Regions from separate parts of the Homo sapiens genome. Here all the other regions are linked to region 1. A link is a loop called in an ENCODE intact Hi-C map of the cell type or tissue named here. Cell type or tissue: PC-9. All regions are shown on one strand. Each heading gives the region's core, and the rest is flanking DNA. Links, peaks and the distances in the headings are about the cores only.

Evidence for each region. A loop is a pair of places that touch in the nucleus more often than their neighbours do. Peaks named below come from ENCODE experiments on the same cell type or tissue, not always from the same donor. Only the 100,000 strongest peaks of a DNase experiment are listed, where the experiment ranks them.
Region 2: a loop joins it to region 1, with 5 times the contacts of the local background. A loop is called at or near these places in 5 of 110 quality-filtered maps.
Region 3: it touches region 1 in a loop (17-fold over the local background); 18 of 110 quality-filtered maps call a loop at or near these places.

The regions. Positions count from the first base shown.
Region 1 is chr3:112,639,211-112,649,224 of GRCh38, forward strand. CCDC80 (coiled-coil domain containing 80) reads right to left here and starts at 1,933. Exons shown (of 8, transcript NM_199511.3): 1 at 1,117-1,933; 2 at 1-706. The coding sequence starts at 695. In PC-9, for the core only: a CTCF peak has its summit at 3,886 (motif pointing right); DNase peaks (open chromatin) are centred at 1,191, 1,891, 7,641, 8,091 and 2 weaker places; H3K4me3 peaks cover 3,691 bases; H3K27ac peaks cover 5,420 bases.
Region 2 is chr3:113,622,258-113,632,271 of GRCh38, forward strand. SIDT1 (SID1 transmembrane family member 1) reads left to right here. Exons shown (of 25, transcript NM_017699.3): 22 at 1,170-1,275; 23 at 1,366-1,476; 24 at 3,845-3,958; 25 at 5,389-7,318. The coding sequence ends at 5,451. It overlaps LOC124909410 (a long non-coding RNA gene), which reads right to left and starts at 1,176. Exons shown (of 2, transcript XR_007096007.1): 1 at 1-1,176. RefSeq lists a silencer at 4,697-4,796. In PC-9, for the core only: a CTCF peak has its summit at 4,699 (motif pointing left); no DNase peak of the experiment used is centred there.
Region 3 is chr3:112,694,859-112,704,872 of GRCh38, forward strand. It overlaps the pseudogene MAT2AP1. Among named protein-coding and RNA genes, the nearest start is that of MIR9900, 37 kb to the right of the region's middle. In PC-9, for the core only: no CTCF peak of the experiment used is centred there; a DNase peak (open chromatin) is centred at 4,933.

The DNA of each region.
Region 1 (10,014 bases), core at 659-8,658:
TTGCCCTTCTCCAGCTTCAGGAAGCTCATCAGCTTAGGGATGAGGCTAGGGTCCAGGGGCTGCTCCAGGATCTGGCCCTCGCTGGTGATCCTTCTCACCTTGCCTCCTTCCTCACCTGCCTGGTGGAAGAGCACAATCTGTTGGATGTGCCTCTCCGCCAGCTCACAGTACACATCGTCCTTCAGCAGGCTCATCATGAGGCGGTAGTAGCCTTCCGAGGCATGAGGGGCTGAGATGACCCATACTCTGTTCTTCCCTGCAAAGCTGGCAAGGATGTTGGGAGAGCTGGACCCCGAAGGGAAACGCAACATTCTTGACCGAGCTGAGGACCCCTCATCTCTGATCATCTCACGCGGAGAGCCCCTGGCTGCTGGTCTTTGCTCAGGTCTCACGGCGGCCCCATTGATGTCCGAGCGGGCTGGCGGCTCTGTTGGGCGAGCTAGTCTCAACACGGGCACACTCCTCCTTCTCTGGAGAGGCTGAAGGTTTGGTTCCTCCAGAGTGGATCTCTCAATTCCGCGAGACCTCCCAGTGTGCCTCAGAAACCGAGCTGGCCTACTGCTGTCCGGAGAAACCAAAGGCACTTTCCGTCCTCCGTGGCTGCCTCTAATAGTGGCATGGGGGTGGGGTTCTGATCCACACACTAGCCACATGGCCAACAGCATAGTGAAACGGGGTCCCATTCTCCATGTCATTGTGTAATCCACTTTGCGATGCACGGAGGTCATAAAACAAAGGGGAGGGGGAAAAAAGAAAGAAAATTATTTATCTGGAAACAGAGCTGGTCATTTTCTTTTTCTGTATCTCAGCCAAGGGGAGGGGAAAAGGTTGGTTAGAGAGAAGGAGGGAGGTCAGGAGATGGAAAATGGGATGAGATCCTGTTACTTTCAATCCCCTATAATTTGTTAGTGTTTAACAGAGACAGTTACATTAAGCAGGAAATCCAATTCAGTTTCCCAGTCAGCATGCTTGTACTGTTTCAACTAATGCTCTGGATGCTCCAAAGAAAATGCAAACTAGCATATTAATTATGACAACATTCACATTTCATTCCTTCAAAATAAGCAATAAAGAAACAAATAAACAGATCAAAGACAGAAAAGATTACACACTTACATGGTGGCTCATAGAGATGGAATGCAGAGGGTTGCAAAAGAAATCAGAAGTTTGGTTCCCAGGACAGTTTCCTAGATGAACTACTTTTCCTCCCAGCCCTCTCTCTCTTTACCGAGGGTGAGCAATACAAAAGGGGTGTGCTGCAGCTCCAGCTTTCAGAGTACCGCCACAGATCCACAGCCTGTCCTGATCTGAGAGCTGAGCCGATGCCTTTTCTTTCTGGCTGTGTCTTTTTACCTTCTGGACAAGTAGGATGAGGTGAAAGGAGCTGTCCTTCTAAGTCTTTGTATCTCCATTTGTCTGCAGTTTCTCCTCGGTCTCGTGTGTCTGTGTGTGCCAGTCCCTTGTGCTGACACAGGACGTCCCTTAAAGTCCAGTCCTGGCGATTTCTGAATCTCACTCTTTCCCTCTTTAAAGTTCCAGGATCCTTCTTATCTCCCTTTCCCCCATAGTCTGGCTTAGTCTCTTTGTTTCCGGGCGTAAAAGCACTGGGATTAATATGTTTTCCAGGCTGAGGGAAAACACAGGAATGTGATGTCGAAAAGGGACTTTTTTTTTCTTTCACTGTGCTTCTCTCCTCCCTTTATTTCTCCCTACCTTTTTCCTCCTCTTTTTCTTCTTCTTTTTCTTCTTTCTCTTGCCTGGATTCAGTCCCAGAAATGTTAGGACTACCTCAGTTTTGCTCCAAACCAAACTCAAACAACAGCAGCCACTGGAAATCAAGGAAACTTCACTAAGAATTTAACAGATCAGCAAAACACCGCCTCCTTCCCATTTTAGCACGTTCAGAGTGGACTCAGTGAGGAGTGAGAAGGCTGTTCTTTGGGGTGGGGTAAAGTTTTTAAACTCCACACATCATCATAAATCACTTTAGAAGAGGATGACTGGTGCCTTAACCCCTTCCAAACCAAGTCATCGGGGTAACTTCTCTTCCAGTCTGTTCTTACACTGTACTTTGGAAGGAGAAAATTCTCAGATTTCTGCATCAGGCTACATTCTTTTCTTAGAGACAGATACTCATTTGGGTCAGGGTGCTTGGCTGTGCTGACACAGACAGTATATATGTATTTATAGTCCCATGTGTATATTCTTATATCTTTCTCCCTGCTTTGTGCTTTTAGTTTGAGGTTGGAAAAGCCCATGGAAAACATGACTAGGTTGTTTTTATTTTATGCTAATTGGGGATCATATTACTGTGTTCTTGGTCCTAGTTTCTCCTCGGCATGGAAGGAAGCTGGTAAAAGGTTAGAAATGCAGGCAATGGCTGCAAGTCGAGATTGCAGTTGACTGTTACATCAGGGAACAGGCATTATGATCTCTAGCTTCAAAGCTCTGGCTGCAGATGGTAGACTAAGGGCTCCCTTGGAGGTCCCGAGTGTGTGTGTTTGTGTGTGTGTGTGTAGTGCAATATTTTCCTCTGCAGAGACTTTAGATGTCTGAAGGGCTTTAGGCAATCCATAGAAGTAGACTTATCAGGTTCTGAAAGAGAGAGTGAGGCAGCTTTGGGATTCCACCTCCTGAGTCTGCCATAAGGATTCAATGGAGAAGGAAGGGGTCTCAGGTTACGTGGATATTTCTTCCGGCCATGCTGGGCGAGCTGACTCTCCATGTCACTATTAACTGCCACCAACAGTGACAAGCCAGGGTTCTCAGAAACCTCCTTGCCAGCTCAGTCATGCTAATAGCGTCCCTCACTGGATCAAACTTCATCCCTAGTTGTTATGCCTTGATCAGCCCCATCTTGCCCTGGTCACATTTGACTTTTTTCACATAAGCTACGAGCATGGAACTGAGAAAGTCCTGTATAGAGGTTAACTATAGAGTTGCCCGGCCACACCTTGAAGTCCCAGGGGTACCAAGAAGGATGGCCAGCCCTGCTGTGGCATTCTCTCAGACACTTGTAAGGATAATAACAAAAGTGGGCTTCAGGCAGAGACCCTCTGTCCACTGGAGTCATAGATTGCAGCCTTCGTGGTATTCACCTGTTGGGTTGATCAACCTAGCCTTGTGCTAAGTTGGAGGGTCCTAGATGTTACTTCCTTTCTCATAATTTTCTAAGGCGTCCTACACTATCCTTACTGAGCTTTCTCCCTTCTGGCTTTTCATTTCCTCTTCTCTTCTCTCTGCTTATAACAACTACCATTTATTGAGCATTTACATGTGAAGCTTTGGGCTTAGTATTTTTGTGAATTCTTTTATTTAACCCTCACAGTATCCTTAGAAAGTAAACAGAATGATCCTCATTTTATAGATGAGCAAACTGAGGCTTGGTGAGTTTAAATAAATTGCCTATTGTCCCACAAAAGGTAAGCAGTAGCTCTGAAATTTGAACCCAGGTTTAGAACAGCCTACAAAGCGTGATGCTATCCTGCCTCTCTCTTTAATTTTCTACTCATACCTTCAGTTTTTTCCCTTCCTTCAATTCCTTTTTGCATTTCCCACATTCGTAGAAGAGTTTCATTTATTTGTTCAACCAGAGTACTTACACTTTTAGAGTCCTACTGTCTGGGATAATTGTGTAACTGTACTTTTTGCTTTTCTCAATAGGTCCTTAAAGCCCTTTATTATTTTTCTTGAATAAGTCATGACTTACACAAACCTCTCCATGATGTGCACAACATTTGTCACCTGTGCGCTGGTAAAGCTGAAATACAGCCACTTTAGCAACCCCGAATTGACCATGAGGAGCCACCCCAACCCTGGGTTGTGCCTGTCTTCCTAGGACCTCAGGCTTTCTTCCCTCTGTGAGCTTCAGTCACCAGATGGCGCACTAAACACACACACCAGAGAGGACCTAACACTCCACCGCCGCCGTTAGTCCCCACCCCACACCCAACTCCTTCCCCCAGTCTCTTCTCACACACAGATACATACACACACACTGGCAAAGTGGGGCTTCTCATGCTTGTTTTCATCTCAATGCCTAAACGCTTACCTGGGGCTTCAGAAAATCCTCCTGAAGAAGTATTGGAGGCACGTACCTAATAAGAGCAATGATAAATTCTCATTCATTCATTTCCGGGGAGATCTATAATGATTAATGGCTTGTAATAATTCTCAATTTCAAGTCCGTTATTTAAGAGCTCCATATTTTGTAAGTCCTCCATTTAGATCTTTCTATTTTTCTGCAACTGAAGAAACAATTAACCAATTAGTGCTAGGGGTTGGGGGAGGGTGGTGGGGGTTGGTGATATCTGAAAGGAAGACATTGATGTTGAGTCAGAAAAAGGTGAAAGGAAGAAAATGTTAAAGTAGACTTTAGAAATGCTAATTTGGGAATTAATTGATAGGAAACTACCTGACATTTGTTTTGTAGTAATTTGTGGGGAGGAAAGGAAAGAATGTACAAACTAGAACTGCTTTAGAGAAACTAGGGTGGGGATAGTTATTTGATGAAAGCTGGAGTGAATGTAAGAAGGCATCCAAAAAGGAGTGTGCTAACTGGTCAGACCCACACTAATCCAAGACTTCAGCAACCTGGGACCAAGGCTCAGGGTAACACGCTGTGACAGGCACGCTAGAGAAACCAGGGTTTCTGTCACATGCCGTTGGTTCTCTTGCACAAAGTAACACTCAGAGATGTTACTGAACTGAATTCTATTGCTAAAATAAAAAAGCATTTGCTTAAGAAGAAACAAGAATAAAAAGAAAAGGAGGGGATAACAGCATGCTGTTCAGTGTGGTTTTGGAGGGAAACCACCTCTCCTGCTCTGTGATCATCAGTATCCCCAGCAAGAAAATTAGCTGAGCCATTTTATCACACCTTTGTGGCAGAAGCACAGACAATACTCACACTGAGGAGGCTATGTGTTTTTCCTTCCCATTTGCAGAACTCAATCAAATGTTCAGTCTTAGGCTGCATTTGTGTCCTTCAGAATGAAAAAAGAATTCTTCTCTTTCTCAGTATTTTCAGTGTAGGACAGACTAAATAAATAAGTTGCCAGGTCAGAGAGAAAGCCAAAGATGACTATTAATGCAGGGTGCTGCTGCAGCCCAGGTGATACCAGTGAGCTGGGGGTTTCCCAGGTGCCAGTGGGACCTTGACCCCAGCCAGTGTCCAGGCTCTTGACACTGTCAAAAGAATGAATTCAAGGATATTCTAATCTGCCACGTCAAGAGTCTCCTCAATTGTGTTGACCATGCCTTTTATGGGAGCTGCCAGGGACCTCAAGCCCCTTCAGTCTCAGTTATGGCCATTACGGCACTGGGTGGCCTCCTCTCCCTTCAGAGCTGAGAGCAATTCCTTTTCCAATGGCCCTCCTGCTTGCAGTGAGGACAGGGTCTGGGTGGGCTCCCTTGGCTGGGACAGTCCTTTCTCCAGTGTCCTGACTTCTCACACTTGGAGCAGCAACCGTTGCCTGCAGGTTTGCTGTTGAGCCTGTTTGGTCTGCGGTGAAGCGTCTTCCTGGGTGACCCTGAGGTTGCAGGGCACTGTTTACAGTGACTGCTAATCATTTGGGCTGGCTGTCTATCCCATTTTTTGCCATTCTGGGTCATTTCAGCCATTTTAGCTCTGTCCCTATTATTGAATACCCCAAAAGCCACACCAAACATTTCATTAATAGGTGTGTAGAGTTCCAAAGCCAATTTCTGTAATGTTCTTCTTATGTCAGGTGCTGACTGGCTAATAAAGTGTGTCTGTAGAAAAATTTGGCCAGCGTCAGTACTGAGATCAATGTTAGTATATGTTCTTAGGTCCTCCACAAAGGTGCCCCTGAAACAAAGCTGAGTTTTCATCCTTTTCTTATTTATCTTATTTTATTACAGTTCGCGGGCTTAGTGGTATATTGTTTCATTCCCTCCACCAAACAAGTCACCATATGATTTTTCTTAGATCAACCTGGTCCTGTTGATAGTTCCAGTAAGGGTCATTGCTAGTCACGGATGTGGCCCCCACAGTGTATCGTTCAGGATCCCCAGCAGACAAGCTGTAAGCATAAGCCTGGGTGCTTTTTCTTTACTCTTTTTTTTTGAGACAGAGCCTCGCTCTGTCCCCCAGGCTGGAGTGCAGTGGTATGATCTCGGCTCACTGCAACCTCTGCTCCCGGGTTCACACCATTCTCCTGCCTCAGCCTCCCGAGTAGCTGGGACTACAGGCGCCCGCCACCACACCCAGCTAATTTTTTTTTGTATTTTTAGTAGAGACGGGGTTTCACCATGTTAGCCAGGATGGTCTCGATCTACTGACCTCGTGATCTGCCCACCTCCACCTCCCAAAGTGCTGGGATTACAGGCATGAGCCACCACGCCTGGCCCTCTTGATCCCTGTTTTTTCAGGATCTTATTAGGCCATAGCTTCCGAAGCTATTTCAAGCTTCATTTTGCTAGTCATGTGAAACTGCTGCTTGGAATTTTCTAATCTCCTCCAACCACCCTGTATTATTCCTTTCTCACAGGGATGTTCTGAGAAAGCGTAACCCCCAAAAGAAACACTTAGTATTGTCCATGAAATGTCAACAAAGTCACATGTTTAATCCAAAATTGAAGGAAACTGTGTACTTTAAAAATAAAAGTTACCTAATGGGATAATGGTCAAAGCTCTTGAGAACAGTTGTTAATATTCTTTCTTTATGCATTTATTTTTAATTACTTAGAGTTTGCTGGGGAAACCTTGTAGGCACCTTTTTGTCCCTGTAGCAGGTTGCTTAATTAAGAAAATGTCCATCTCCTAGCTAGTACAAATTAAAGATCTTGCCCTAGCAGAAATTAAGGAGCTGTGTGAATGGCCCAAAGATTCATTTTAAATCTCCAGAGTGAATGATTTAAAGTTCAATTATTTATTGGTTGTTATTTTATGTAAAAGATGTGAACTTGTGGGCATATGAATTTGCTGCTTGGGGGACTAGTGCTTGGGTCTGGAAGGGGTGGATTTAAAGTCTTTATCATTGGTTATTTAATGCATACAAAAGATTTACATCGATTGGATCTGAAGGAGAACATTCCAATTGTACCTTTCTCCGTGCCCTTAGGTATGGCCAAGAAGATAAAGATGATATAATTTTTTTCTCCTTTTTTTCAATCCTTCTCTCAAATGTTTGGCAAAAATGCAGACTGAGCACCGGGAATGACACAGAACCAAGCAGACTCTCCCCTCTAGAAGTTCACAGCCCATTGGAGAAGATAAATATTATACTCTCCACAGCAGTGCTGCCAACTTTCTCTGCATGTAAAAGTTCAGTGCTGACTATGGCTGCAGCCAGTATGCACAGAGTTCATTTCTGTTGGAGAATTTGCCTCTTCAATTCCTTGAGCAGGCTTTCCACAGAAGGAGGCTTGCCATGGCAGCAACTGTGTGTCACCTATAAGATCTTGCTTGGTATGTCCTTTTGGCTGTGGAGTCCCCTAGAGTCCCAGATACTCTTGTCTGGCAGACAAGTGTTGTATCTCATTTTCCCAGTCCCAATTTCGGCCCGGCACCTGTCCTGCTAGGATTGCCCTATCCTTTAGTGGTCGGTTCACTGTACTGACCTTGCATGGCAGGTCTTGACCACATCACTCAGAATATCACCTTACATCAGAAAGTGTGAACCAACAGGATGGCAGCTCATTCATTCGACAAATATTTACTCAATGCAAGGCACTATTCTACTCACTAGGGATACATAAATGAACATTCCCTGACTCCCGGGAGCTTACATTACAACGGTGGGAAACAGACAATAAAAATAAAAACAAAATACCTAAGCCTACATACGTACTTGAAAGAGTTTTTTTTGTTGTTTTTTTGTTTTTTGTTTTTTAAAGGGAGGGAGTAAATGTTGATGAAGGGGAAGAGGCCATTTTAGATACCCTTATCCAAAGAAAAGGATTTTAAGTGAGAATGGAAAGCAAGTCACTCAAGTATTGGGGGAGGGGAAGAACATTCAGAGTAGAGGGAATGGTGAGTGCACAGGCACTGACACCCGGGCTATTTCACAAGCTTGTTCCAGAAGAGCAATGTTGGCCGATTTTAAGCAAGGATGTGGCAAAGCTTGATATGTGACTTAACAGGAATGCTAGGAATGCTGCCTGGAGAATAGAGTGTGGCTGCAAGAATGACAACAGTTAACCAACTGGTGAGGAAGATAATGTAGTGGTACAAGTGAAAGGTGCAGTCTATTGAACCAGCGTGCTAGAAGCACGGTAAGTGCAGAAAAGTCACTCGATGTGGTATATATTTTGAAAACAGAGCTGACAGAAGCAGTTTGGGGCAGAAAGAATCAAATGTTTTGTTTGAAATTCCCATCAGACACTCTGATACAGATGTCAAGCAAGCAGTTAGATACATGAGTCTGGACTTCGAGGAGGACTGAGGCTGGAATTATAAATTCGAGAGGCTATTTAAAGCAAGCTTGCCCAACCCGTGGCCCATGGGCTGCATGCAGCCCAGGGTGGCTTTCAATGTAGCCCAACACAATTTGTAAACTTTCTTAAAACATAGAGATTTTTTTTTACTTTTTTTTTTTTTTTTTTAGCTTATCAGCTATCGTTAGTGTATTTTATATGTAGCCCAAGACAATTCCTCTTCTTCCAGTGTGGCCCAGAGAAGCCAAAAGATTGGACACCCCTGATTTAAAGCCTAAGGCTAGAAGAAATTACTTAGGGACTGGTAGAGGAAGAAAAAGAGTAAAGGACATGAAAGAGGAACAGCTAGTGTGATGGGGGAAAGGCAGGAGCACGCAGTGTTTTCAGTAGCCGGCAGCTGGGACCATGTTACTTCTTTGGCCGTTTCTCCACAGGTCCTTGCTACATGTGTCCAGATTCAGCTTATTCATCAGTGTCCAGGCCCTGCATCACCTCCTCCACAGGGTTTCCCGATGCTCCAACCCAGATGGCTCTCTCTTCTCTGAGAAGCAATTCTGTAGAGCATCACTCCTCTGATCTTTTTGTACTTCACGCATAAGTTCGTGTTCTCCTAAGCAGATCTTTAGCTTCTAAGAACATGGATTAGTGTTACATTATTTTGCATCCTTCTTATCATTCTGGTATATAGTAAAGGTGCAAAAATTTTAAGTGCATGTCAATCAAATACATTTAAAAACAAAGACGGAAAAATCCCAGAAGGCAACCCAACTATGAACTATCACTTTAAAGAAGGAAAGAAAAGAAGAAAAAAACTCGACACTGCTATTGAGCCAGGGAGTCTCTTTAGCCTCTATGTACTAAATAATAAGAGTAGAAACAGAAGACATATCACTGTAAATCATCAAAATTAAACCTCTTTTTTTTTTTTTTTTGAGAAGGAGTCTCACTCTGTCACCTAGGCTGGAGCAGTGGCGCTATCTCATCTCACTGATACCTCTACCTCCTGGGTTCAAGTGATTCTCCTGCCTTAGCCTCCCAAGTAGCTGGGATTACAGGCATGTGCCACCACGCCTGGCTAAATTTTTTTGTATTTTTAGTAGAGATGGGGTTTCACCATGTTGGTCAGGCTGGTCTCGAACTTCTGACCTCAGGTGACCCACCTGCCTCGGCCTCCCAAAGTGCTGGGATTACAGATGTGAGCCACTGTGCCCAGCCTACATTCACACCGTGTGCAACCATCACCACTATCCATCTCTAGAACTTTTCCATTATCTCAAACTGAAACTTGTGACCCACTAAACAATAACTTCCTGTTCTCCCTTTTCCTTAGCCTCTGGTAACCACTATTCTGCTTTCTGTTTCTTTGAATTTGACTGCGAATAGTTATTTTTAATGAATGAAATGTGCCTACCACAATGCTAATACTCAGTTAATGGTGGAGGAAATAATACCTGCACAAGAGCAGTCATAAACTCTTAACATCCAGCCTAAGGCAAAAGTCTATCAAAACAACATAGATGGCATGCATCTGTAGTTCCAGCCACAAGGGACGCTGAAGTGGAAGGATCGCTTGAGCCCAAGAGTTTGAGGCTGTAGTGAGTTAGGATCACACCA
Region 2 (10,014 bases), core at 1,105-9,104, 980 kb after region 1:
TTCAAGACCAGCCTGGCCAAGATGGTGAAACCCCGTCTCTACTAAAAATACAAAAAATTAGCTGGGCGTGGTGGCATGCGTCTGTAATCCCAGCTACTCCAGAGGCTGTGGCAGAGAATTGCTTAAACTTGGAGGGGTGGAGGTTGCAGTGAGCCGAGATGGTGCCACTGCACTCCAGCCTGGGCAACACAGTGAGACTCCATCTCAAAAAAAAAAAAAAAAAAAAAAAAAACTATTTCAAAACAAAGAGATAAGAAAGAATTATGTAATAAAGGACATATTATAACTGAATAGAAATTTGGAACAAAATTAAAGCTGAGTCCAACCAAAATTAACTTTAGCATTAATTTTAAAACCATGGACAGCTAGCAAAAATTTGGTAATGTGTGTCAAGCCAATCATGGAGATGATTTTGCTTCTATTCTAAGGAACTAATCTTAAATGAAAAACATAAGCTCAATGTCTGAAAGTATTTATTTATTCATTGCAGTGTTTCTTATAATAGTGAAAAACCGAAGAATGTGGGAAGACACTTCAACAAAAGGGGAAAGATGATTGTTTACATTGCATTCAGTTATGGGAACTTTACATGGTTGTTAGAAATGAATGCTTGGAAGAAAGTGTATTAAATTAAAAGTTACTTATATAGGCAAGGCACCATGGCTCACGGCTGTAATCCCAGGGCTTTGGGAGGCTCAGGCAAAAGGATGGCTTGAGGCCATGAATCCAACATCAGGCTGGGCAACATAGCAAGACCCTGCCTCTACAAAAAAAATTTTAAAAGTTAGCTGGAAGTGGTGGCATGCATCTGTAGTCCCGGATACCAGAGAGGTTGAAGTGGAAGGATCGCTTGAGTCCAGGATGTGGAGGTTGCAGTGAGCCGTGATGGTGCCATTGCACTCTAGCCTGAGTGAGGGAATGAGACCCCAACTCTTAAAAAAAAAAAAAAAAAAAAAAAAAAAAAGATACTTATATGTTAAAGTATTTTTTTAAAAATCTACTGTTCCATCAGAGGTAAGAGTTTAAAAAAAAATAAAATGAACTAAAAATAAAAGTTAAAAAAAAAAAAAGAACCTGCCCCTTCCCCCTCAAGGGACTGGGGGATTGGAAAAGCCAATAGTGTTACAAATCCACCTTCACGGCTGCCCACATTTCTCCCACGCCTGCAGCGCCCTCTTTGGATTGATATACCGCCCCAGGGACTTTGCTTCCTACATGCTGGGCATCTTCATCTGTAACCTTTTGCTGTACCTGGCCTTTTACATCATCATGAAGGTAAGAGCGGGTGCCGGGAGCGGCTACCTCGGGCCCTCGGGCAGGCGAAGGCGGGGTCGCGTGAGGCCGCATCTGCTTCTCCTCCCACAGCTCCGCAGCTCTGAAAAGGTCCTCCCAGTCCCGCTCTTCTGCATCGTGGCCACCGCTGTGATGTGGGCTGCCGCCCTATATTTTTTCTTCCAGAATCTCAGCAGCTGGGAGGTAAGAGGCCAGTTTTCTTATCCAAAAACAACCTCTCTCTCCAACTTGCCATTTTGGCCTTTCTACCTCCCTCTCTTAATGTGTTTTCACAGTGTCTAAAATGAAAGTTTTCTCTACCAGGGATGGTTTTTAATAGCCGCACACAAATGCACAATAACTGCATGCGTTATCATTCTCAGGGTGGCACTTTATAAATCTGTAAGTACTACAGACATTGCAAACTTGGTCTTCATTGCATGTTGTATTACGACGCTGGTCCCAGTGGATGCTTAACGCGGTCAAAAGCCTTGAGTAGTTCATCTTCTCATCTTTCTCATAATCTCCATCCATCAACAAATACCCAAGCTGAGTGTCATTACATCCAGTCCATAGATAACAGAGCCGAAGCCTAGGAAATTAGTGGTATATCTGAGGCACAGAACAGGAAGAAGTCTTAGCATTCCATCAGAACAGTTACCACAATAGATTTTAGAACATTTCTGTCACTCCGGAAAGAAACCTCATATGCATCAGCATTCACTCCTCATTTCTCGCTAACCCCTTACCCCTAAGCAACTACTAAATCTACCTTTTGTCTCTGTATATTTGCTTATTCTGGACATTTCATGTAAATGGAATCACACAATACACGGCCTTTGTGTCTGGCTTCTTTCACTTAATGTGTCCTAGGTTCAAGCATGCTGTAACATACATAGTACTTCATGTCTATTCATTGCTGAAAAATATTCCGTTGTACTGATATATCACATTTTATCTACCTGCTCATCAGTTGATGGACAGTTGGATTGTTTCTATTTTTGTGTCATTATGAGTGATGCTGCTGTGAATATTTGTGTACAAGTTTTTTCCTTGAGGTAAAATATACATATAAAATTTACCATCGTTACCATTTTAAAATGTGCAGTTCAGTGGTCATAAATACATGTATATTCTTTGGTTTTTCCCCTCATCTCCCTCTCCCCCCACCCTTCCTGGACTCTGGTAACCACCAAACTATTCTCTGTCTTCACGGGATCCACTTTTCTAGCTGCCTCATATGAGTGAGAACATGCAATATTTGTCATTTTGTGCTTCACTTATTTCACTTAACATAATGGCCTCGAGTTCCATACGTGTTGCTGCAAATGGCAGGATTTTATTCTTTTTTATGGCTGAATAGTATTTTATTGTGTTTGTAGGTGTATGTACATTGTCTATGTAGATATGTGTATCATATTGTCTTTGTCCATACCTCTGTTGATGGGCACTTAGATCGATTCCATATTTTGCCTATTGTGAACAGTGCTGTAATAAACATGGGAGTGCAGATAACTCTTTGACATACTGATTTCTTTTCTTTTGGATATATATCAAGTAGTAGAATTGCTGGATCATATGGTAGCTCTATTTTTTTCTTTCTTTCTTTTTTTTGGGGGGGCGGGGGGACGGGGTCTCCCTCTGTCTCCCAGGCTGGAGTGCAATGGCGCAATCTCGGCTCACTGCAACCTCCACCTCCCAGGTTCAAGTGATTCTCCTGCCTCACCCTCCTGAGTAGCTGGGACTACAGGCGCCCACCACCGTGCCCAGCTAATTTTTTTGTATTTTTAGTAGAGACGGGGTTTCACCATGTTGGCCAGGCTGGTCTCAAACTCCTGACCTTAGGCGATCCACCTGCCTCTGCCTCCCATGGTCCTGGGATTACAGGTGTGAGCCACCACACCCGGCCATAGCTCTATTTTTAGTTTTTTGAGGAACTTCCAAACTGTTCTCCACAGTGGCTGTACTAATTTACATTCCCACCAACAGTGTGTGAGAGTTCCCTTTCCTCCACATCCTCGCCAGCATCTGTTATTGCCTGTCTTTTTGATACGAGCCTTTTTAACAGGGGTAAGATGATATCTCATTGTAGTTTTGATTTGCATTCTCTGATGATCAATGATGTTGAGCACCTTTTCATATGCCTGTTTGCCATTTGTATGTCTTCTTTTGAGAAATGTCTATTCAGATCTTTTGCCCATTTTTAAATTGGATTTTTTTTCCCTTACAGTTCTTTCAGCTCCTTATATATTCTGGTTATTAATTTCTTGTCAGATGGATAGTTTGCAAATATTTTCTCCCATTCTGTGGGTTGTCTCTTCACTTTGTTCGTCATTTCCTTTGCTGTGCAGAAGCTTCGTAGCTTGATGTAATCTCGCTTCTCTATTTTTGCTTTGGTTGCCTGTGCTTTTGAGGTCTTTGTGTACAGGTTTTTGTGTGGATGGATGTTTTCTTGGAAGCTAACTTTTCGAACCAGACATCTAGTAGCGTTTTTGTGGCTTTCTGGACGTTCAACTCTTTGAACAGTTGAACTGTGGGAATCTTGCCCATGTCCTGCCTCACCTTCCTCCAGGGAACTCCGGCCGAATCCCGGGAGAAGAACCGCGAGTGCATTCTGCTGGATTTCTTCGATGACCATGACATCTGGCACTTCCTCTCTGCTACTGCTCTGTTTTTCTCATTCTTGGTGAGTTCATATCTATCTTTTTGTGACTTTCTTCTCTCTTTACATCTTGTACTCTCTTTTTCTTCTGCTCTTCCTTACTTTTTTTTATATTCCTCTCTAATTTTACTTTCCATTTCCTCCTTGTAATTCAATGTACAGACCATCTTATTTCTTTCATAAATTTTATATCCTTTGGTTAGATCTTTAGTTTTTCTTTTACTCTTCAATATCTTTAGACACAGAGGGACAAAATTACTTTCCCTAAGTTGCACAGCACGTTTGTTCTGAATTGGTTATTAGACCCACATGCCCAGAATTCCCCCAGGAACCACTTTTAGCAATTCCGATAACATTGGGTTATTCCTTCTTATGCCATACTCACATTCCTCCTCCTCCTCCTCCTCCTCCAGTCTCCCTGAATATTTCACAAATATTTTACATATTCCTTAAGTGGCTTGGGGTAGCAGCCACGTGTCTGTTGCCTTCTGACCAGTCTGTCCCAAATCTCTCCTGTAGTTTCTCTATTTTTTTGCCCCAACCCTTTCTCAGAAGCCATGAGTATTTATATCAACCCTGGATTATAGTTCCATCCTTTAATCCTAACTTTGATTTTTCCCAATTAAAAGTCCATGGTGCCTGTAGGCAGGTTCAATTGACAATTAACAACCCTACTAGACTCCCGGGCTCCAGACCTACTAGATGCCCGGGCTCCACGCAAAGCGGGCTCAGGCAGGCCATATGACTTCAAGAGTGGAGCAGGGCTATCCTCTAGTGGCCAGTTTGGGAAGCTTGGCCAATCTGTATAAACAGTCCTTACGTCTTTTACTTTTGATCGTCACCTTCATGAGAGAGACAGAGACAGCAAAAGTGGAACTAAAGATTCCACGTGGGGCAGTAGTAGTCAAATGAACTAGAAATGGAGGAGGAGGGTACATTTCTTATATAGCAATACTCTATCCAACAGGACTTTATTCCTTTGACTCTTGACCTAAATGTCCCCTAAGTAATGACTTCCCAGGCCACCCTATCAAAATTTTTTACCTCCCCACACCTGATACTTCCTGTATTTCCTCCCTTATTTAACTTCTATCCTTAGCACTTATTACTATCTAACATGCTATATTTTACTCATGTATTTGTTTCACGTCTAAAGCCCTCTTTAGAATGTAAGCTACATGGAGAATAGGGATTTTTGTCTCTTTCATTACCAACTATATCTCCATAGCATCTGGAATAGCACATCATAAACCTTCATGAATATTTAATTGACAAATGAATTGTATAATTATAATAAGTGCCTATTAAGAGCAAAGGATTGCAGAGAGCTGCAGAAGGCATGAGAATGAGAGGGAACTAACAGTTTCCAGTCTGTGTGCATCTCAGAGAGAAAACAGGACTTAGTGTGACAGTGACTGTCCATTCCTTTCATTTCTCTGTCCCTCTCACTTCAGGTTTTGTTAACTTTGGATGATGACCTTGATGTGGTTCGGAGAGACCAGATCCCTGTCTTCTGAACCTCCAACATTAAGAGAGGGGAGGGAGCGATCAATCTTGGTGCTGTTTCACAAAAATTACAGTGACCACAGCAAAGTAACCACTGCCAGATGCTCCACTCACCCTCTGTAGAGCCAACTCTGCATTCACACAGGAAGGAGAGGGGCTGCGGGAGATTTAAACCTGCAAGAAAGGAGGCAGAAGGGGAGCCATGTTTTGAGGACAGACGCAAACCTGAGGAGCTGAGAAACACTTGCTCCTTCCATCTGCAGCTTTGGGAGTGCAACAGGGATAGGCACTGCATCCAAGTCAACTCACCATCTTGGGGTCCCTCCCACCCTCACGGAGACTTGCCAGCAATGGCAGAATGCTGCTGCACACTTCCCTCCAGTTGTCACCCTGCCCAGAAAGGCCAGCAGCTTGGACTTCCTGCCCAGAAACTGTGTTGGCCCCCTTCACACCTCTGCAACACCTGCTGCTCCAGCAAGAGGATGTGATTCTTTAGAATATGGCGGGGAGGTGACCCCAGGCCCTGCCCTACTGGGATAGATGTTTTAATGGCACCAGCTAGTCACCTCCCAGAAGAAACTCTGTATATTTCCCCCAGGTTTCTGATGCCATCAGAAGGGCTCAGGAGTGGGGTTTGTCACACATTCCTCTTAACAAGTAACTGTCACTGGGACCGAGTCCTGGGTGCTTACATATTCCTTCGTGTCTTCATCTCACTGACCTGTGTGGACCTCATCACTCTGACTCTGCCTTCTTGGAAAGGCCCTGTCACTCCACAGATGTCTGGCCAGCTTCAAGGCAGAAGGAAAAACAGGAAAAGCTCTTTTAACAGCAGCAGGAACAAGAGAAATGACTAACCATACTAAAAGACTGGTAACAGCAGCAGCAGCCAGACAGGCCTCACCTTAAGGACTTGGGCTGCCAGAGCAAATTCAGCAGAGCTTATTTGGCCTCCCATTCACACAGCTCAGTTCTGTGCCCACATCACCTTTGGGGAAGAAATCAGCATTCTAATCAGGGACACTACTTCAGGAGTCCTCCACAGCGAGTCCGTCATCTGTCACTTTATGTAGATCAGGGTTCTAGACTTCTTCCCTGAGGTTCTCAGAAGCAGCTCTCAGGATGAACGTATTGTCCTCTTCCCCTCTTCTTGCAAAGTGCACAGCTAATCTAATGTTGTCTCTCGGTTGCACCTGACATTCTCTCCCCAGTAAGGTGTTGGCAAGCTCAGCATCTGGGTTCCACTCTCACACTGTCTGGCAGCTCTGTGTCTGAGAAGTTCTACATTGACCAGGCCCCCTTGTTGCCTGGAGTATGACGTAATCAGAAAATAGACGTATAAATGTGCACATGCGTATGTATTTGCTTGTGAAATTAAAGTCACCTCTTGCCTCTGCTTTCCTGATCATTCGTTAGAGAAATGGATCAGGCATTTTTTTAAATTATTATTCTTTCTCTAAACTATTTGCATTGTGTTCAAAAACCCATTTTAGAAGTTTGAACAGCAAGCTTTTCCTGATTTTAAAAACACAAAGTTGCTTTCAATGAAATATTTTGTGATTTTTTTAAAGTCCCCAAATGTGTACTTAGCCTTCTGTTATTCCTTATTCTTTAAGCAGTGTTGGCTTCCATTGACCATATGAAGGCCACCAATTAAATGGTTGTGTTAATCCAACATGTAAAAAACTTTTTGGCAGGGCACAGTGGCTCACGCCTGTAATCCCAACACTTTGGGAGGCTGAGGCAGGAGGATCACTTGAGCCCAGGAGATTGACGCCGCAGTGAACTATGATTGTGCCCCTGCACTCCAGCCTGGATGACAGAGTGAGACCCCATCTCTTAAAAAATAAAAAAAAATAAAAATTTGAACCTGTTTCACTATGGCTAGTTTGACCTAATTTCTTTATCTTAACGCACTATGGTTTCTAATCCACAGAAGACCAAGGGAGGAAATGTGAACAACAAAGTCCATTCAAGTCGCCCTGTGGCTGAAGCGAATAAATTTTCAGATGCATAACCTGTTTGGTAGCTTGTTTGGGAAGATGTGAGCGGAAATGGGGAAAGGGCCCTGGAGGAAAGGGTGGACTGTGCTGCTGAAGCCTTCACTGTTTTCTGATCACGTCTGTCTTGTGCTACAAACGCACACACTGTGGTCAGTTTTGTTCCTGCAACAGTACCGAAAATCCAGACCAAGCTTGTTTTTACAAATATCAGTTCTAAATGTACATGTTGCTAATTCTTTCCACAGCGCCAGTCTCACGGTTGGAGGACATAAAGTCATTCAGCTGCATCTGTAGGATTTACACAAGGGCTGGGGCAGAGGGGAGCACAGAGAGCTTAAAGAGCTTAACGAGCCATTTCTGTAGGACAGTGTCTATGCTAACTCTTGCCTGGGTTCATGGACTTCACTCTTTAAAAGGGAAAGGAAGAGTGACTGAGAAAGCCGGGTTCAACAGGAGCGTAACCGGAGAAAAGCAGTCACTGTGAAGAGGCTCTTGGCAAAGTAAGCACAGAAGTAATAAGAGCAGTTCAGCTGGAGCAGGACAGAGGTGTAGCAGCCAGAGAAGCAAAGCTGTGCACATAAAAAATGACCTCTTCACACCCCTGACAAATGCTGGAGAAGCAGCCCCACCTCTTTATGCTCCACGGTTTACTGAGGGATTCGCCCGGTTTTATTTTAGCAGCAGGAGAAGCCAGTGGAATGCTGGACTCTATCTGGGGAAGGGACTTTCCATGACTGAAGGAGGTCACCGAGCCAGCTCCTCGGGGCAAAGAAAATGGCAGCTCCTCTCTTCGTAACTCCAGGCACCCACCAGAAGGTTCTGTGGGGTCACAACATGCATGTGTCGGTAAATCAAATACCCAAATCCTCCTCAATATGGGTGATAGTCTCTATCCAAAACTCATGGGAAAGGGAGGAACAAAGATAAACACTATTCACAGAAGGAACAGTACAATCTGCGGAAGATTCTGGAGTCCACCTACTCGCTATGTGCCCTTGGGGAAGTGACTGAAACTCTCAGATCCTCAGCTGGCACACCTCCATGATTCTACGTGAGAATGGCAAAGGTGGAGGTGTGCAGGGTACCAGGAGCAGTGCTCACGCAGACAGGATCCTCAGCTCACCCTCCTGAATCCCACAGGGAGGCAGGGCAAGAGTGGATCCATCAGCCAGTCTGGGATCTCTCTCCTCCAGGGGCTCTTCATTGAAACCAACTGTTTCGTTTCCTGTCCTCAGCTCCAGGCCCTGAACAGGTTGGGAGGCCTCTTCATCTTCAGAGACACTGCCCACAGCTGTTCAGCCTCTTCTCATCCCTACCCCCATCCTTGTCCTTTGTAGCTGCATTTCTCTGACTCTGGCCCTGAATATCCTTATTCCAACTGAGATGAAAAAAAAATGCTTCCAAAGCTAGGGCCAAGTGGGAAAGCCTGGCTGTTTATAATGTGACACCTCATCACTGCTGTCTCTGCCCTGGGAATCTCAAGAAAAACCTAGGTTTTCTCCTCTCAAGTAGCTATTACAACCCTATTTCAGGGAATGCCACGTGCAAATGTTTCCCTCCCTTCCCACCCTGATTACCAAACATTCTGTAGGGCAAGCTTGCATCTTCAGCTAAGGAGAACGCTTCAGCCTGCAGGTGACAAAACAGTCTCTGAAAGAGGAAGCATGGTTTTGAAATGAACCACTATGAATCTAATGTCCCTGGTGAAACTAAGGAGAAGCACTATCGGTAGAGATTCTATTTGCTGTGCTTGAAGCAATGGAAAATGCTTTGTTTACCATGATTCCACCCAGCTTATAGTAGTTTTGTTTTTTGTTTTTTTAACACTGGAGGAGACAAGATATATTTATGTGGCTAAGTTTTAATGTCTCCTCAATACGAAGGCACCTTTGTTAACAAGGTTAAGAGCATGTTAAATCTTAGGCCTTAACCCCCATGAATTCGAGGAATCTGGGGAAGAATCACAGATCAGCCTTCACCACTGAGTTTCTAGAACACCAGAGCAAGAGAGTTTCACTTGGGTCTCCTCTGTAGAAAGAGACCTGTCCTCAATGAACTCCAAGGCGGGGCCTGTTTACACTGGACAGCTTTCCTGAAGCACGGTCTTGCTATTCTTATTGTAGTACAAAAAAGACTAGATGGATACCGTTGTTCACGAAGAAGTACCCTTTGCTCCCCCAATTTTAGAGAAAAGATCCCTGCCTTCTTCTTAAATATCTCTAGATTAAGAGATTTTATCATTTTCCCTGAACTCTGAAAATTGTTTAAATTCCTTGGCTCTGTCCTACATCTTTTTGTCTACCTTTAAGTCCCTGTCATCTAAGTTTTATTCATTTCACTGGAGATGAACAATAGCTGACTTTTTTTTTAATATAAAAGAATCTTGAAGTCATGTTACATTTCAGTCAAGTGCTAAATAAAAACTAGGGGTCCCATCTCCTGTCCCGGCATTATAGTTACAATTTAGAAATCAACAGATTTAAACAGTGAAAGATTTTCAAATCAGGGCAAGAGAAAACTGATATACAATCTCAACATGGCTCACTCTTGAGCCCCTGTTTTATATTTAAA
Region 3 (10,014 bases), core at 1,362-9,361, 56 kb after region 1:
GAAATACTCAGCAGCTGGCAGAACCCCCACATTGGCTCCCTGACTGGCAAGGTGAGGGTTATTATGGTGGGAAAGGCCAAATGGAAACCATTAGAGCTGCCTCTACATATAAAAATAGTAAATCAAAAACAATATCACATCCCTGAAGGAGTTACGGTGATTAGTGCCACCATCAAGGAGACTTGAAAGACGCACAAGTGGTGATTCCCACCACATCCCTGTACAACTTTCCCATTTGGCCTGTGCAGAAGACAGGTGGATTTTGGAGAATGACAGTGGATGACTGTAAGCTTAACCAAGTAGTGACTCCAATTGCAGCTGCTGTACCAGATGTGGTTTCATTGCTTGAGCAAATTAACACATCTCCTGGTAACTGGTATGCAGCCATTGACTTGGCAAATGCCTTCTTCTCCATTCCTGTCTGTAAGGCCCACCAGAAGCAATTTGTCTTCAGCTGGCAAGGCCAGCAATATACCTTTACTGTCCTACCTCAGGGGTATATGAACTTTCTGGCTTTGTGTCATAATCATATTCAGAGAGGTTTTTTTTTTAAGGTAGAACCTAGCATTTTATTTAGATCTTCATTAAACTGTTGGAATTGAGAACCAGACATACGTAATAAACCTCCAAAAATAGATCCTGAAAGGCACTTTCTGCTTAGGGCAAGCAGTCATGGAATAAGCATGTAAACAAGCTGGCTTCTCTGTACCACACCAGCCAAGTCAGCTTTCTCCACGGCCAGCTGCACCAGCTCTGCCCTTCCTTCTGTTAACACCAGCCAGATCCCCTGTAGGTCTAACCCAAGGTTTTTCTGTAGGACACCTTGGCCTACCTGGGAATGCTGGAAACATGTTGTTAAAGGAATCATGGTGTTGAGAGAAAAAAGAAATCTTTTAAAAGCTGCCATCTGAGGTGATGGCTTCTCTGTACTTACGCCATACCCCAGAATACAATAAGCAATTAGAAAATGTTCAAGTATGAAGGGATTTCCTCCTCCCCACCAAAAACACTGCTCTCTGAAGGAAGCTGGTTTCTCTGTAGCTACACCAGCTGTTCAGAAAGCTCATTGGACCTGGTTTTGAAAATAAAACAAAGTTAAAACACTGGGAGGAGTTATTGTGCAGTGTGGAGTACTCAGGCTTTCTTATAAAGAAAAAAAAAGTTATCTGGTACCAAAGTGTGTAACCTACAGACCCTCAGGTACTGCCCTGTGACTTCTCTGTATGATATCACAAGGCTGCCAAGTGCCTGTTTTTCTAGAACTAGGAGTTGGTGACGTTTGGCTACTGCTGAAACCATGCATAGGATTGGTTTACTAAATTAAAACCTTATTACCTACATCCTCCAAAAGACAGTTGGAAGTGGAGAGATTTTGATTTGGTACTGTTAGAGGTGGCAATGAAGAGCATAAGCACCAGGGAGATGGTTTAATGGTAACTGCCTTTTTTGATGTTAGGCTGCAGCTCCAACTGGGAACTTGCGTTACATGCAAGATTGATTGGATAGGGAACACTCCCTGACAAAGAGCTACATAATTAGAAATGGATCAAGTTACAGGGAGGATAAGGGGAAGGCTTCACATTCATAATAGAGCTCAAGACATTACAAATTCATGCTGACAGGGCTGTGGCATTGCCAGACAGAGGCTATAAGTGGAACTACAAGTACTTTACGTGCGTATTACAAGGACATTTTCAGCATCTGGTGGGAAAGTCAATGCAATTATGACTTTGGAGCATTGGGTGATAGGGCACAAAGGTTCAATTTCAAAGCATTATTTACTACAGTGTTGTTTCTAGGCAGTTACATGGATCACCTATGCTCACTAAATTCATTATAATGGTGAACAAAACACCTAGGGACAGAATAGCAAGCCCAACTTACAGTCCCCCACAAAAGCTAAAATTCATGTCATTGACTAGAGTGACTGCAACGGATCAGGAGCTGAAAGAGGACAGGAAAATTTAGGAAGGAGGGCCCTTTCCCTCAGAGCTTGAAGGCTTCTCTGTATCCTATGCCAACAAGTCTGGGGAGAAAAGGCTAACACTTTCAATATTTAAGCTTTTTGGGCACTTCCCATGGGAAGCTGTCCCTACCAAAGTGGCCATAGGCTACAGTCCTCTGATAAATTGGCTTCTTCAGATCCAGATCCCTGGAATAGACAAGTCCGTAACTTAATATGTAGCATTAAATTAAAATAAAGCAAAACAATCAGCAAGACTCATTTTCAAGAGCTCTGGCAAATGAGTTCTCTGGGATATGCTAGGAAAAATATTTGTGGCAAAAGTGTTACTTCCCTGGTGTCCAAACTCCTTGCACAGTCCTTATTAGTAACTATAGTTATTTTTCCATCCCTGGCTCAACAAATACGAAAACTTGTCATTATTCTGAGAAATTTCAATTGTCAAAAAGCTCATCTGAGATCACAGAATACTTACCAAGGTCCCACCGCCCACACCCTACCATGGTTTTTACATTGTAACAAACCTTGAGCATCCCGTTTTATCTCTATTTTCTCAACACTCTTAGGTAAGAAGAGCACAAAGCTCAAATATCAAATCTGGAAGATTCTCTAGAGTCGTTAGCCTAAGCCATGGAGCACCGTAATTTTAAATTTCTCAAATAACTAAGTCTTCACCAAGGTAGTAGTTCAAAACTGTTCTAGGAATTAAAATATATTCCCATTTGAGGAGTCTTCCTTCACACCTTCACCTCCTCAGCCTTAAGTATATATACACACACCCATACCCTCAATACTTGACTAGCAATAGGCTTTACCATCTTTACCTGACAATGACCCCAGGGCGGAGATAGAAATTATTCTTCACAATCTCTAATAGCTTTCTCAGAGAGATTTTGATCACTTTTTGCTTTGGCAAGATATCACACTGGTCCATTACATTGATGACATTATGCTGATTGGATCCAGTGAGCAAGAAGTAGCAAACACACTGGACTTATTGGTGAGACATTTGCATGCCAGAGGTTGGGAAATAAATCTGACTAAAATTCAGTGACCTTCTACCTCAGTAAAATTTCTAGGGGTCCACTGGTGTGGGGTCTGTTGAGATATTCCTTCTAAGATAAAGGATACATTGCTGCATTTGATCCCTCCTACAACCAAGAAAGAGACACAATACCTAGTGAGCCTATTTAGATTTTGGAGACAACACATTCCTCATTTGGGTGTGTTATTCCAGCCCATTTATCAAGTGACCCGAAATGCTGCCAATTTTGAGAGGGATTCCAGAACAGGAGGAGACTCTGCAAGAGGTCTAGGCTGCTGTGCAAGATGCTCTGCCACTTGGGGCATATGATCCAGGAGATCCAATGGTGCTTGAGGTGTCAGTGGCAGATATGGATGCTGTTTGGAGCCTTTGGCAGGCTCCCATAGGTGAATCACAGCAGAGGCCTCTAGGATTTTGAGCAAGCCCCTTCCATCTTCTGCAGATAACTACTCTCCTTTTGAGAGAGCTCTTGGCCTGCTACTGGGCTTTGGTGGAAACTGAACGTTTGACTATGGGCCATCAAGTCACCATGCAACCTGAATTGCCTTTCATGAACTGGGTGCTTTCTAACCCATCTAGACATAAAGTAGGTCATGCACAGCAGCATTCCATCATCAAATGAAAGTGGTATATATGTGATCAGGCTCGAGCAGGTCCTGAAGGCACAAGTAAGTTACATGAGGAAGTGACTCAAAAGCCCATGGTCTTCACTCCTTCCCCCCTGCCTTCTCTCCCCCAGCCTGCACTGATGGCCTCATAAGGAGTTCCCTATGATAAGTTGACAGAGGGAGAGAAGACTAGGGCCTGGTTCACAGATGGTTCTGCACGATATGCAGGCACCACCCAAAAGTGAAGAGCTGCAGCCCTATAGCCCCTTTCTAGGACATCCCTGAAGGACAGCAGTGAAGGGAAATCTTCCCAGTGGGCAGAATTTTGAGCAATGTACCTGGTTGTGCACTTTGCATGGAAGAAGAAATGGCCAGAGGTGTGATTATATACTGATTCATGGGCTGTAGCCAATGGTTTGGCTGGATGGTCAGGGAATTGGAAGAAGCATGATTGGAAAATTGGTGACAAAGAAATTTGGGGAAGAAGTATGTGAATGGACCTCTGTCAGTGGTCAAAAACTGAAGATATTTGTATCCCATATGAGTGCTTACCAATGGGTGACCTCACTGAAGGAGGAGTTTAATAATCAAATGGATAGGATGGCCTGTTCTGTGGACACCACTCAGCCTCTTTCCCCAGCCGCCCCTGTCATTGCCCAGTGGGCCCATGAACAAAGTGGCCATAGTGGCAGGGATGGAGGTTACACATGGGCTCAGCAACATGGACTTCCACTCACCAAGGCTGACCTGGCTGCAGCCACTGCTGAGAACCCAATTTGCCAGCAGCAGAGACCAACACTGAGCCCTCAATATGGCACCATTCCTCGGGGTGATCAGCCAGCTACCTGGTGGCTGGTTGATTATATTGGACCTCTTCCATCATGGAAAGGGCAGAGGTTTGTCCTCACCAGAATAGACACTTACTCTGGATATGGGTTTGCCTATCCTCCACGCAGTGCTTCAGCCAGGACTACCAACTGTGGGCTCACGGAATGCCTTATCCACCACTGTGGTATTCCACACAGCATTGCCTCTGACCAAGACACTCATTGCATTTGGCAGTAGACTCATGCTCATAGAATTCACTGGTCTCACCATGTTCCCCATCATCCTGAGCAGCAGGATTGATAGCTGGAATGGGCTTTTGAAGTCATAATTACAATGCCAACTAGGAGACAATACTTTGCAGGGCTGGGGCAAAGTCCTCCAGAAGGCTGTGTATGCTCTGAATCAGTGTCTAATATGTGATACTGTTCCTCCCATAACCAGGATTTATGGGTCCAGGAATGAAGGGGTGGAAGTGGAAGTGGCACCACTCACCATTACCCCTAGTGACTCACTAGCAAAATTTTTGTTTCCTGTTCCCGCGACATTACGTTCTGCTGGCCTAGAGGTCTTAGTTCCAGAGGGAGGAATGCTGCCACCTGGAGACACAACAATTCAATTAAACTGGAAGTTAATATTGCCACTTTGGGCTCCTCCTACCTTTAAGTCAATAGGCTAAGAAGGGAGTTACAGTGTTGGCTGGGGTGATTGACCCAGACTATCAAGATGAAATCAGTCTACTACTCCACAATGGAGGTAAGGAATAGTACTTACGGAATACAGGAGATGAACTAGGGCATCTTAGTGTTATCATGCCCTGTGATTAAGATCAATGGGAAACTACAATAGCCCAATCCAGGCAGGACTACAAATGACCCAGACCCTTCAGGAATGAAGGTTTGGGTCACTCCACCAGGAAAAAACCTCAACCTGCTGAGGTGCTTGCTGAAAGCAAAGGGAATACAGAATGGGTAGTAGAAGAAGGTAGTCATCAATACCAGCTATGACCACGTGACCAGCTGCAGAAATGAGGACTGTAATTGTCATGAGTATTTTCTCCTTCTTTTGTTAAACATGTTTGTGCATGTATACACTTTTACTAAGAAAATATCTTAATTTTATTTCCTTTCTCCTTTATCATGTGACATAAGATTTATTGACTTCATATCAGCATTTAAGTATCATTAACTTTATGTAATAGTATTTGAGTTGAGGATTGGTGGGTTTCTGGTTGTACGAAGGATAGTTGTCTTATGTTAGGCATAATTATGACCTTATCATTGTCTTTATCTGAAGACTATGTATTATCACAGGATATGTATATGGGTTCAAGTTGACAAGGGATGGACTTGTGATGGTTAATACTGAGTGTCAACTTGATTGGATTGAAGGATACAAAGTATTGATCCTGGGTGTGTCTGTGAAGGTGTTGCCAAAAGAGATTAACATTTGAGTCCGTGGACTGGGGAAGGCAGATCCACACTTCATCTGGTAGGCATAATCTAATCAGCTGCCAGTGAATATAAACTGAGCAGAAAAATGTGAAAAAGAGAGACAGGTCTAGGCTCCCAGCCGACATCTTTCTCCCATGCTATATGCTTCCTGCCCACAAGTCTGATATATGTATATGTGTGTGTATGTATGTATATATATATATTCTATTACTTCTCTCCCTCTAAGAGAACCCTAATACACAAGGAAATAGAGAGCATAAAGAAAAAAACAATGAAAATTTCAGGAAAAATTGGACACACTTATAGAAATCCAAAATGATCTGGAAAGTCTCAGCAATAGAATTGAACAAGTAGAAGAAAGGAATTCAGAGCTTGAAGACAAGGTCTCCAAATTAACCCAATCTAACAAAGACAAAGAAAATAGAATAAGAAAACATGAACAAAGCCTCCAAGAAGTCTGAGATTATGTTAAAAGACCAAACCTAAGAATAATCGGTGTTCCTGAGGAAGAAGAGTAATCTAAAACTTTGGAAAACATATTTGGGGGAATGATAGAGGAAAACTTCCCCAGCCTTGCTAGAGACCTAGACATCCAAATGTAAGAAGCACAAAGAACACCTCGGAAAGTCATCACAAAAAGATCATTGCCTAGGCACATTGTCATCAGGTTATCTAAAGTTAAGATGAGGGAAAGAATCTTAAGAGCTGTGAGACAAAAGCTCCAGGTAACCTATAAAGGAAAACCTATCAGATTGACAGCAGATTTCTCAGCAGAAACCTTACAAGCTAAAAGAGATTGGGGCCCTATCTCCTCAAACAAAACAATTTTATCAGCCAAGAATTTTGTATTCAGTGAAACTAAGCATCATATATGAAGGAAAGATACAGTATTTTTCAGACAAACAAATGCTGAGAGAATTTGCCACTAACAAGCCACCACTACAAGAACTGCTAAAAGGAGCTCTAAGTCTTGAAACAAATCCTGGGAACACATCAAAACAGAACCTTTTTAAAGCATAAATCACATAGGACCTATAAAACAAAAATACAATTTAAAAGCAAAAACAAACAAACAAAAGAAATCAAGGTACACAGGCAACAAACAGCACAATAAATGTGATGATACCTCACATCTCAATACTAACGTTGAATGTAAATGGCCTAAATGCTCCACTTAAAAGAACTGCAGAATGGATGAGAACTCACCAACCATCTACTGCCTTCAGGAGACTTACGACACATAAGGACTCACATAAACTTAAAGTAAAGGGTAGAAAAATGCATTTCATGCAAATGGACACCAAAAGTGAGAAGGGGTAACTATTCTTATATCAGACAAAGCAAACTTTAAAGCAAAAGCAGTCAAAAGAGAAAAAGAGGGACATTATATATAATGGTAAAGGCCTTGTCCAACAGGAAAATATCACAATCCTAAACACATATGCACCTAATGCTGGAGCTCCCAAATTTATAAAACAATTACTACTAGACCTAAGAAATGAGATAGACAGCAATACAATAATAATGGGGGACTTCTGTACTCCACTGACAGCACTAGAAAGGTTATCAAGACAGAAAGTCATAAAGAAACAATGTATTTAAACTATACCTTGGAACAAATCGACTTAACCGATATATACAAAACATTTCATTGAACAACTGCAGAATACACATTCTATTCAACAGCGCATAAAACTTTCTCCAAGATAGGCCATATGATAGGCCACAAAACGCACCTCGATAAATTTAAGAAAATTGAAATTGTATCAAGCACTCTCTCAGACCACAGTGGAATAAAACTGGAAATCAACTCCAAAAGGAACCTTCAAAACTATGCAAATACATGGAAATTAAATAACCTGCTCCTGAGTGATCATTAGGTCAAAAATGAAATCAAGATAGAAATTAAAAATTTCTTTGAACTGAACGACAATAATGACACAACCTATCAAAACCTCTGGGATACAGCAAAGGTGGTGATAAGAGGAAAGTTCATAGCCCTAAATGCCTACATCAAAAAGACTGAAAGAGCACAAACTGACAATCTAAGGTCACACCTCAAGGAACTAGAGAAATAAGAACAAACCAAACCCAAACCCAGCAGAAAAAGGGAAATAACAAAGATCAGAGCAGAACTAAATGAAATTCAAATGAACAAACAAGCAAAAATACAAAAGATAAATGAAACAAAAAGCTGGTTCTTTGAAAAGATAAATAAAATTGATAGACCATTAGCAAGATTAACCAAGAAAAGAAGGGAGAAAATCCAAATAACCTCATTAAGAAATGGAACGGGAGATATTACAACTGACACCACAGAAATACAGAAGATCATTCAAGGCTACTATGAACACCTTTATGCACATAAACTAGAAAACCTAGAAAAAAATAGATAAATTCCCAGAAAAATACAACCCTCCTGGCTTAAGTCAGGAAGAATTAGATATCCTGAACAGACCAATAACAAGCAGCAAGATTGAAATGGTCATTTAAAAATTACCAAAAAAAAAAAAAAATTCCAGGACCAGGCAGATTCACAGCAGAATTCTACCAGACATTCAAAGAAGAATTGGTACCAATCATTTTGACACTATTCCACAAGATAGAGAAAGAGGGAGCCCTCAGTAATTCATTCCATAAGCCAGCATCACCCTAATACCAAAACCAGAAAAGGACATAATCAAAAAAGAGAACTACAGACCGATATCCCTGATGAACACAGATGCTAAAATCCTTAACAAAATACTAGCTAACTGAATCCAACAGCATATCAAAAAGATAATCCACCATGACCAAGTGGGTTTCATACCAGGGATGAAGGGCTAGTTTAACATATGCAAGTCAATAAATGTGATACATCACATAAACAGTATTAAAAACAAAAATTACACGATCATCTCAATAGATGCAGATAAAGCATTGGACAAAATCCAGCTTCTCTTTATAATTAAAACTCTCAGCCAAACTGGCACACAATGGACATGAGCTCAATGTAATAAAAGCCTTCTGTGACAAACCCACAGCCCACATAATACTGAATGAGAAAAAGTTCAAAGCATCCCTTTTGAGAACTGGAAAAAGACAAGGATGCCCACTCTCACCACTCCTCTTCAACATAGTACTGGAAGTCCTAGCCAGAGCAATCAGACAAGAGAAAGAAATAAAGGGCATCCAAACTGGTAAAAAGGAAGTCAAACATTGTTACTCTTTGCTGACAATATGATCGTTTGCCTTGAAAACCCTAAAGACTCCTCCAGAAAGCTCCTAGAACTCATAAAAGAATTCAGCAAAGTTTCCGGATACAAGATTAACATACACAAATCAGTAGCTCTTCTATACACCAACAGCGACCAACAAAGAATCAAATCAAGAATTCAACCCCTTTTACAATAGCTGCAAAAACAAACAAACAAAAACAAACAACAATAATAACAAAAGCACTTAAAAATATACCTAAGGAAGGAGGTGAAGGACCACTGCAAGGAAAACTACAAAACACTGCTCAAAGAAATCATAGATGACACAAACAAATGGAAACACAACCCATGCTCAAGGATGGATAGAACCAATATTGTGAAAATGACCATACTGCCAAAAGTGATCTGCAAATTCAACACAATCCCCACCAAAATACCACATTATTTTTCACAGAATTACAGAAAACAATTATAAAATTCATATAGAACCAAAAAAGAGCCCTGATAGCCAAAGCAAGCCTAAGCTATAGGAACAAATCTAGAGGCATCACAATACTTGATTTCAAACTATACTATAAGGACATAGTCACCAAAACAGGATGGTACTAAAAATTGGCACATAGACCAATGGAACAAAACAGAGAACCCATAAATAAGCCCAAATACTTACAGCCAACTGATCTTCAACAAAGCAAACAAAACAAAGTGGGAAAAGGACACCCTTTTCAACAAATGTTGCTGGAATAATTGACTAGCCACATGTAGGAGAATGAAACTGGATCTTCATCTCTCACCTTATACAAAAATTGAACCAAGATGGATTATGGACTTAAACCTGAGACCTGAAACTATAAAACTTTTAGAAGATAATATTGGAAAAATCCTTCCAGACATTGGCTTAGGCAAGGATTTCATGACCAAG